2 separate regions of the Homo sapiens genome follow, and region 1 is linked to region 2. A link is an interaction called in ENCODE POLR2A ChIA-PET data of the cell type or tissue named here. Cell type or tissue: HepG2. All regions are shown on one strand. Links, peaks and the distances in the headings refer to the core of each region. The heading gives the core; the rest is flanking DNA.

Region 1 (4,957 bases), core at 648-4,647, 55 kb before region 2:
TAAAGTTTTATTGGAACACAGCCACACTCATTTGTCTACAGCTGCTTTTGTACTGCAACAGCAAAGCTGAGTGGCAGGCCGAGAACTACATGTCCAACAAAGCTGACAATATTTACGCTCTATCTGGCCCTTTAGAAAAAAGTTGATCGGCCTCTGCTTTAAGCCCCACGTCCCCTGAGCTAGCTGCCCAGCATTCTCAAAGCCTTCCAGGCAAAACCACATCCTCCCTAAATAACCGAAAAGGTATGCATCCTATTATGGAATGTTAAATGTAAATGGCTCCTTGGCCATGTGTGGGTGTGGGGCCAGGATCTGGACCCTGGGGAAACTGACACCCCTGAGAAGATACACATTTGGTGGTGAGATGGGCAATAATTCAACTAAGAGAACATTAATTTGGTAAGATTGGGCACATGCAAAGTTCACTGTCACTCTCAGCAGACACATTTAAGTCCCAGCTCCTCCACTTGTGTGACCTTAAAAAAGTCCTTTCCTGGCTGGGCATGGTGGCTCACGCCTGTAATTCCAGCACTTTGGGAGGCTGAGGTGGGCGGATCACCTGAGGTCAGGAGTTCAAGACCAGCCTGACCAACATGGTGAAACCCCGTCTCTACTAAAAATACGAAAAATTAGCTGGGCGTGGGGGGCGCGCGCCTGTAATCCCAACTACTCGGGAGGCTGAGGCAGGAGAATCACTTGAACCCGGGAGGCAGAGGTTGCAGTGAGCCGAGATCGCGCCATTGCACTCCAGCTTGGGCAACAAGAGTGAAACTCCGTCTCAAAAAAAAGTCTCTTCCTCTAAGCTTCAGTTAATTCTCCATAAGAGAGGATCTTCTATGAATAAATGATATTGCTAAGGAAAGATTATGCCTGAATGCATGCTCCCAACACTCTTCTAGTCAATGGAAATTCAGCGATAAAACTATACCAAATCCCTGCCTATGGAACTTGATAGGTTAGTTGAAGGCTGGGGCAGAAAATAAATACATGTAATACATCAGGTGGTGAGTGGTATGAAGAAGGTGATGGGGCTGCTATTTCTTAATCATGGTGGGACATGCCTGTAATGAAGTATTATGCAGCTATTGGAAAGAATGAAACACATCTGTGTTTCACATAACATGTATGTGTTATGAAGAGTACCAGGGTAGATTGTTCAGGGGGGAAAAAAAGCAATAGGATGTACATATTGTGTAAGGAACAGGGAGTTAGTGAACTTGTATAGTGGCACTTGGTTGTATGTGCAGAGAGAAACACTGCCAGTATTTACCTCTAAGGGTTGGTTTGGTGAACAGAATGGGTTGCAAAGAACTATGCAGAAAGTGGGATCCAACTACACAAATATTCTATTTATAGGCATGTATCTACACATGCACAAAGAGAAGTCTTTAGGGTAAACACCAAACTGTCAAAACTAGAAGACACTCTTTCATTTATTATGCTTCTCTGTAGTTGGCTCTGTAACTTCTGAAGCTTTTTTTTAATCCAATTTTTTTTCCAGTCACATCTAAGAACTTTATTGGACACAGCTTGGATGCCAGGACCTGGTAGGCCCCACACACTGCCTGCTAGGCCCTGGACTGTCCAGGGCTGGAGTGAGGGTAGTTCATGCAAGGAAGTGTCAGACCACATGGTAACCCCACAATGCAACACTGTGGTTAGAGACTTTATATAGCTGGGAGATGGAGGGCTGCCCCACAGATGTATGAACAGGTCCAATCTTCCATAAATAAACCTACAGAAGAGAGAAAATTACACTGGAATTCATCCTTAGACGCAGAGTACCCTAGATGGGAGGGGGCATCCTCACTGGTCAGGGGGCCAGGATGGGTGATGAGGGGGCCCAGATATCCACAGCATGGGGCAGGCAGGGGCAAGGATGGGGTCAACAGATGATGGGCATTTGCACTAGGACACTGCATTCACAAGACCAACTACTGAAGGGATATGTGTCTCAGGCTGTTCATTCTGGAATAAGCAGGGGTGATCTTTATATCACATTCTGTGGCTGGTGGGCTCAAAGGCTACTTTGTGGAGAGAATGAGACCATGCAGTGAAAATGAGGATCAGGATCAAGCCCACAAATAGCCCGGGCTTCTAGGCAGCACTGTGTCCCCCACAGTGCTGATGACATAGCTGGCTGCCGGGCCACTCAGGCCCACACTCAGCCTAGCGCTTGGCTGGAGGAGATTCCCGTAGAGGCTGATGCAGTCGATCAGCGAGTTGGGGATAAGGACTTCCATCACCAGGTTGTAGATGGTGATGATGCCAGCCATGACCGCTGGGACACTGGACTTCAGGATCAGCTCCAGCCGCATAAGGGCCAGGGCCACGAGGCAGTGCTGCTCTAGGCTGTGCCACAGACAGCACACAGGGCTGTGGGATGGAGGCAAGGCGAGCCCAGAGCAGAATCTGTTTACCTGGGGCCAGAACCCTCTGGGAATAGCTTCTGCACAGCTGTGAGGGCCACACCCAAGTTATCACACGCAGCAGGGAGCTGAAGGCAGCCCCCACCTAGGGGCAGGAAGTCCTCAAGAAGAACTGCCACAGCTGGGTGATCAAGGAGCCCAGTGTAGCTGTTTGTTTCTTTCCTTGAACTGGGCCCTCCAGCCCAAGAGAGTCCACCTCTTCCTCCAGCAGAGGTGCTTATGGCTAGCTGGCCTGTCTGGGCTCCCACTGTGCTATGAAACCCAATCTGTGCTGCTCAGCACTCCCCAAGCCTGCTGCACAGACCACATGCTCCCCTGGAGCCTCAGTGCCGCTGACCCAGACAGCTAGCTCTCATCCCCAGTACAGCTGAGGACACAAGCTCCAACAAGAAGTGTGGCTGGCCTAAGGTCCAATGGTAGAGCTGTTTCTGATGGAGCCGTTTCCTCCCCACTCCCAAATGCCAGGGCAGGGGGAGATAAACTGGGCTAGGAGACATAGGCAGACTTCCTGTCCAGCAGAGGCCTCAGTAGCCAAAGGCTCCATCAGCTGAGGCCTGGCAAGAGCTCTCTCCCATTCCAGGGTGCAGAAGCCTCAGGGAGGCAAGTCAGTGTGGTCACAAAGAGAGGAGATGCTGTCTTCTTTCTGCCCAGGTTCAAGGCCTGGGAGCCCTGCTCAGTTACTGCAAAACCCTAATGTTTATGCATCAGCTACTGCCAGGCCTGGTGGCTGGAAGACAGAGCCTCAGGCTCCAGTCCACCCCTCCCGTGGAGAGAGGTAACAATTGGAGGCTTGTTAGGGTAGCCAGGGCTGGGCCTGCAGGCCTGGACACAGCCTCTCTGAGCCCATGAATCTGGTCAGGAGGCCTCCCAGCCTCCGCCATCATGGGGACGTCGGTTACCAGACTGCAGACTGAGTGAGCGGCTTTATCACCTTTATGCCCAGGAGTGAGGTGGGGGAAGGGGTGAGGTTGCAGGCCCCAAGCCAACACTGCACACTTTCCTCTTTGTTCCAGGCCTCCCCAGCTTTGCCAGTCTTGGGGAAGCAGGGAGCTGGATGGCTGTACCCTTGGTACTTGAGCAGAGCTCTGGGCCGACACCCCGTGACCAGGAGGCACTGGGCAAAGCTGAGCTCCTTGAAGTCACAAGCTGATTACGGGGGATTTGAGGCTGGCCCAGCTCCGGGGCAAATAGGGTCGAATCCCTGGATGGCTCGGTACTAGACAAGGATCATCTTGGGGCTGTTTACATCATTTGTACACCCAGACTGGCCTTACAAAGGGTCTTTCCACTTAAAATAGCCACTTCTCTAATTTAGGGCACGGGGCCAGTCTCACCACATCCACTGGGGGTAGCCAAGTCTCTATTTACTGAGAAGGAAACCAAGGCTCCAAGGAAAGCCACTTCTTCAAGGTCAGAGTTTAGTGGGAACATCTAGTGTTTTGTTTCCATTCACAGTAGAGTTTCAGTTGTCAAGTTACGTCTAATCCAACTTTCAGGCTCCTATGGCATGGCAAGTCCTGTGTCTGGGGATTCCTGCTCATTTGGGGTGGGTGGAGGATGGCACAGACAGGCATGTGGAGAAGAAAGCATCTTTAAAAAAAAAACACAGCTAGGCCAGGCGCGGTGGCTCACACCTGTAATCCCAGCACTTTGGGAGGCCGAGGTGGGCGGATCACCTGAGGTCTGGAGTTCGAGACCAGCTTGACCAACATGAAGAAACCCCATCTCTACTAAAAAAAAATACAAAAAAATTAGCCGGGCATGGTGGCACATGCCTGTAATCCCAGCTACTCGGGAGGCTGAGGCAGGAGAACCACTAGAACCTGGGAGGCGAAGGTTGTGGTGAGCTGAGATTGTGTCATGGCACTCCAGCCTGGGCAACAAGAGCGAAACTCCGTCTCAAAAATCAAAACAAAACACAGCTCCATAGAACGCCTCAAATCTTTTGTGATAGCCTTATCTCGGACAAATCTCTTCCCTTCTCTGGACTCAATTTCCCCATTTGTCAAATGGAGGGCTGGGCCATGGCTGGAAGGCCCCTCCTGCTCTGGGTTCCTTCCACCCTCTAATGTCATCCTGGAAAGGCTGGCAGCATGTCTTGGGGTGGGAGGCTCAGTGTGTGATCTTGGCAAAGTCATTTTTTATTGGACCATGAGGTCACTGTAACTTGTATCACAGGGCAGTTGTGAGGACCCTTGGAGTTAATGGACATGAATGTCCCTTTCAAACTATCCCAAGGGTGACCCAAATTCAGAAAGGTAGGCAGGAAGCCTAAGGCAAAAAAGCAAAGCAAAGAAGCCCAAAGCAGCGCAGGGCACTCACATGAGCTGACCCTCCCTGGCCTGGCACTCTCACCCATGTGCCATGCCTACTCACTTCCCAACAAGCCCCTACTAGGAAGAATGGGTTAGTGGGAGCTTTAATGATTTACCTGACTTAATACCCATGGGCCAGCATCCTGACTCCCCAAAAGCTCATACTGCCAGAATGCCAGCTTTTGGATAAAGGCCAAGGCCCAGGTACAAGTC
Region 2 (4,957 bases), core at 503-4,502:
CATCCGCTTATCCATCTAATCTTTCTGAACACTGGTCTGAGCACTGAGCACCTGGGGCTGTAGCCCGTCTGCATCTGTGTTTGTGCCTGTTGCTCAGCGCCCTCGACACCTCCAGGGCAGGGGCCTGGTCTCATTTCTCTTTAGCTGACATAGAGGAGACTGGGCCAGACTATTCGGCGCCTCAGAGCCTCTCTCTGCTGCTCTCAGGGCTCCCTTTCCAGGAATGGGGGCTCTAGGCCAGGCTGCCAGGGTAGGGGAGAGGGCGTGGCCATGTCGGCCCCTATCCCCAGGTCGGCTGATAAGCTCCAAAGCAGTCGGGACTGAGGGCCTTGGAGCACAGCCATCAGCCACCCCGTGCCCCACGGTACTAATGAGGCAGCCACCTCCACGCCCAAACGCTGGGATGGGGGCCTGGCCTCTTAGCTCTCTGCTCCCCCTCTCTATCCTGGGTGGTCTTGCCCATTTGTTAGCTTTGGTGGGGGGATGGAGGATTCCTCTGCAAAGGACTGAGCTGTGGGGTCCCTGGGGGAGGGCAGCTGATTCCAGTAGAGAGGACACTTCCCTCCCAAAGTGTCTTTGTTCCCTAAGAGTCTGACCCAATTCTTTTCTTCCATCTGCCCCTGGATTGCCCTGCACAGAGGACAAAGGACCCCGGCGAAAGGGGTGGGGGAAGAGCAAGAAGGATCTCAAAGGGTCATTCTAGGGTTCACTCTCCAGCACCCCTTGACAGGATCTCTTGCGTGTGGGGAGCACAAGCCGACCTGTGCACGTGTGTGAGGTCAGGCGTGGACAGGTCTGTGGGACCACACGTACGGGCACGCGCACGGGGATAGTGAGTTCCATGGAGGCATCCTGTAGTAGGGAACCCGCGACGGTGACGCCACAGATGGGGTGCGGAGGCTCTGGTGGCCCCCAACCTCCATCAGGCCAGCCCTCCTCGCTTCCTTTGATGTGGACAAGACTGCCTTTTTTTTTTTTTTTTTTTTTTTTTTGAGACGGAGTCTTGCTCTGTTGCCCAGGCTGGAGTGCAGTCGCGAGATCTGGGCTCGCTGCAAGCTCCGCCTCCCGGGTTCACAACATTCTCTAGCCTCAGCCTCCTGAGTAGCTGGGACTACAGGCGCCCGCCACCACGCCCGGCTAATTTTTTGTATTTTTTAGTAGAGACAGGGTTTCACCGTGCTGGCCAGGATGGTCTCAATCTCCTGACCTCGTGATCCGCCCGCCTCGGCCTCCCAAAGTGCTGGGATTACGGGCGTGAGCCACCATGCCCGGCCGACAAGACTGCTTTTTAACCTTGTTGGAAAGAGCCACTTGGAGATCAGCCCGTCTAGGGGGACTCTTCTCGCCTCTTAGAGAAGAAATTACGGGGCGCAGAGCCGTGCACCCGAATATCCATGCATCCGAATTCCAACTCCGCTCAGAAGCCTGGGGCAGACTCCCCGCCCCACCCAGCGAACGAGCATGTGGCCGGGACCTGGGTGAGGATTTCCTCGCCAGCCCTCCTTGGCACAGAGCTGTGCATCTCACGACTCCTGCGCGACCCCGGGCCAGGCCCTATTAGTGTCTGGGCTTCGGGCATCTAGTCTGCAAAACCGACTGTGTCGCTTTTCTCGGGCTGCGGCTCCGCTGGGGAGGCTGCGGCAGGGGAAGGCTCGGCAGAGCGCAGGCCGCGGCCTACTGTGCCCAGCAGCCCCCGCTGCCCTCCCCTTTGGGGCCCCGGCCCCCCGCCAGACAGGTATCGGGCAGCCCCGCCCCGCCGCCGGCACACTGGCAGCTTTGTTACCTGCCCTGGCGCGCCCGGCCTACGAGCGCTACGTGCTGCCGGCCCGCGGCCCCCTCCTTCCCCTCCCCTCCCCGTCCCCGCCCCACATTCCCGGGCCTGGGGCTGCGGCAGCTCCAGGCGGGTCTTTGTGAAGCTGGACTCTGGCACCCCTCTCCTGCGTGGGCTTTTGGGGTCGGGGCCCTAGCGCCCTTCGCCCACTTCATCTCGCCCCTTTCCTTGCTCGGCCACCCTCAAAGAAGCCAGACTTCGCCTTCCCGTCCCCTGCGACCCCCCTGCTTGCAATGGCCGCCTTCCCCACCCTCAGTCGCACCCTAAGGCCCAGTTCAAAGGCTGCTTCTCAGAAGCCTCCGCTGATTCCCAGTTTTAATCACTCTCCCTGGGGCACCCGCTTTGCCCTGATCGCTTGTCTTTGAACCCCTCCAGGTCCTGGGTGGGGCCGGCATACTGCCTGGCCGCCCAGGAAAGTCTTCTGTGGGTGATAGGATGAGTGAAGCTGGAGACCGATAGGGATGGAAACCGAGGTCTCCCAAGTCTAGCGTGGAGTCCCGTCCACCGTCTGGGCTGATGTCTGAGCTTCCCTCTCGGGACTCCGTGTGTGCCCTGAGGCCCTTCATTCGCGTGTCCATGCCCAGCCACACTGCACACCCGGTACCCCTGGCCTCCCAGCCTTTTCCTAGGCTGCCCCTTCTGCCGGATACACTCTCCAGCCACTAGGGCAAAGCCGGCCTCTCCAAGGGCCATCTCTCCTGGAGAAGCCGTGCCTGATCCTTGGGGCTTTGCGGTAATCAGTTCACCTGACTTTTTGTTCCAGAAGCATTACATGTAAGTTACATTTGACCTTCACTGCAGCCCTGCAAACTAGTGATGCGATGTGGCCCGAAAGTGGCTGGCCTGGGATTTGACCTTGGTTCTAGAATGACGTCAGACTTCACAAGACATCAAAGACGGGTTCTTTCTTCCACCGCGTGCTGTGGCCTTTCTCTCCCAGGCCTTCCCCCAAGGACAGATGTTCCTCCCCACCTAGCCCCGTCTCTCCTGCTTTCAAGCTGGAGCAGGGCGGGGTTGGGATTCTTGCTCTAGGGCTAGGCCAGGGGCTGGGTCCCCTGTGGCTTTGGGCCTCCTTGAAGAATTTCGAGGGAGGATGTGCAGGGCGTGGGGAGAGGTGAGGCAGGAATGTGGGGCTCCGGAGGGAAAGCAGTCAAAAGTGGAGAGGGCCTCCGGAGGTGGCTTTCCCAGGGCCCTGGGAAGCAGCGGCCTGTTTGAATGACAAAGGTTCCCTGGAGAGCAAAGGAAAGCTCTAGAGGATGGGAATGTGGGAGGAGGAGGGTCAGAAGGGTGGGGAGGAAGCTGCCCGTGGGCTCCCATCTGCAGCGGCCCTTTCAAGTCCTGCTAAACCCTTAACAATAAGAGGAACTGACCAGTGGACACACGCAAAGGATGATTAACGTAGTTCACTGAAGAAATACAAAAACCTGTGAAAACGCTAGAAATCCCAAAGTACAAATGAAAAAAAAGAGTATGCTTTTTCCTATCTATAGAACTGGTCAAGATAATAGAAGTGAAAACACCAGATGTTGGTGAGGTGTGGGAAAGGGAGTGCTTTTTTCACTGCTAAGGAGGTAAATTGTACCACTTTTCTGCAGGAACATGTCACAGTATGTACAAAAGCCTTTAAAAGAATTAGAATTTGACTTAGCAATTCTGTTTCTGGGGCATATCCTAAAATAAAAGATTATTTATCCCAGTCTTATTTATAACTGGGAAAAACTGGAAATTCTCTAAATGTTCAATGACAGGGAATTGGGTAAGTAGGTTATGCCTCATTCGCAGACTGAAGACTGCAGAAATTAACTGTCATGTTCTTGAAGAATATGAAAGACATGGGAAACACTGAAGATAAGCTGGTAAGTGAAAAGAGGAAGTTGTAAAACAGCATGACTCCAATTTTATACAGTAACTGTATAAATAATATCTACCATGCATGGTGCTGGACTGGGAGCCAATCCCAATCTCCCATTCGAGCATCACAGCAGCCCTGGAAAGAAGATTCTAGTAACTGCATGAAAAAAAAATAGATATATATTGAATACATATATTTTGCATATATAATGTATATATTGAATATATATATTCAAAGAAATATATATGCGAGGAAATGCAACAAAATGTTAACAGCAAGGGGAGAGGGCATGTGTTTTTACTTTTTTCCTTCATTCTTTCTAATCTTTTCCCAATTTTCTTTTTTTTTTTTTTTTGAGACAAGTTTCACTCTCATTGCCCAGTCTGGAGTGCAGTGGCGCCATCGCAGCTCACTGCAGCCTCCGCCTCCCAGGTCCAATTCTCCTGCCTCAGCCTCCCAAGTAGCTGGGATTACAGGTGCCCGCCAACACGCCCAGCTAATTTTGTGTTTTTAGTAGAGGCGGGGTTTCACCATGTTGGTCAGGCTGGTCTCAAACTCCTGATCTCAGGTGATCCACCTGCCTTGGCCTTCCAAAGTGCTGGGACTACAGGGGTGAGCCACCACACCTGGCCCCAATTTTCTTCAATAAAAAATATAATGAAGACATTACCAAATTTGAAATCACAAAAATTATTTGTTCAAAAATATCTTCAGGATCCCCTGTTTTGGGGGTGGGTGGCAGTTTTCCCTTTATTAATTTACTGGGGTTTCCATAACAAAGTACTACAAATTAAGGGGCTTAAACAACAAAAATGTATTATCTCACAGTTCTGGAGGCTGGAAGTCTTACATTAAGGTATTGGCAGGGTTAGTTCCTTCGGAGGGCTGTAAGGGAGAATCCGTTCCATGCCTCTCTGGTATGGAACATGCCAGGTGAATTCTGGTAGCTTCCCATGTTCTTTGTCTTGTTTCTTCTTGTGTCTCTTCCCATCTTTTTTCCTCTATGCTCGTCCATCTCCTTGTCCAAATTTCTGTGCCCCCTAGCCATTTTTTTTGTTTGTTTTTTGTGTATGTTTTTTTTTGAGATGGAGTTTCGCTGTTATTGCCCAGGCTGGAGTGCAGAGGCGCCATCTCGGCTCACTGCAAACTCTGCCTCCTGGGTTCAAGGGATTCTCCTGCCTCAGCCTCCCAAGTAGCTGGGACTACAGGTGCATGCCACCACACCTGGCTAATTTTGTATTTTTAGTAGAGACGGGGTTTCACCATGTTGGTCA

What was found. Peaks named below come from ENCODE experiments on the same cell type or tissue, not always from the same donor. Only the 100,000 strongest peaks of a DNase experiment are listed, where the experiment ranks them.
Region 1: POLR2A ChIA-PET joins it to region 2 with 5 read pairs; 13 of 35 experiments call an interaction of 5 or more read pairs at or near these places.

What each region holds. Positions count from the first base shown.
Region 1 is chr1:42,950,196-42,955,152 of GRCh38, forward strand. The region is part of intron 1 of SLC2A1 (solute carrier family 2 member 1); the gene reads right to left. It also overlaps the pseudogene ATP6V0CP4. Among named protein-coding and RNA genes, the nearest start is that of SLC2A1, 6.2 kb to the right of the region's middle. RefSeq lists enhancers at 141-676, 2,211-2,280, 2,403-2,697, 2,931-3,875. In HepG2, for the core only: no CTCF peak of the experiment used is centred there; no DNase peak of the experiment used is centred there; H3K4me3 peaks cover 2,699 bases.
Region 2 is chr1:43,005,833-43,010,789 of GRCh38, forward strand. No RefSeq gene overlaps it. Among named protein-coding and RNA genes, the nearest start is that of SLC2A1-DT, 49 kb to the left of the region's middle. RefSeq lists enhancers at 1,819-2,526, 2,527-3,235, 3,236-3,943 and a silencer at 2,756-3,050. In HepG2, for the core only: no CTCF peak of the experiment used is centred there; DNase peaks (open chromatin) are centred at 2,809 and 3,069; H3K4me3 peaks cover 653 bases.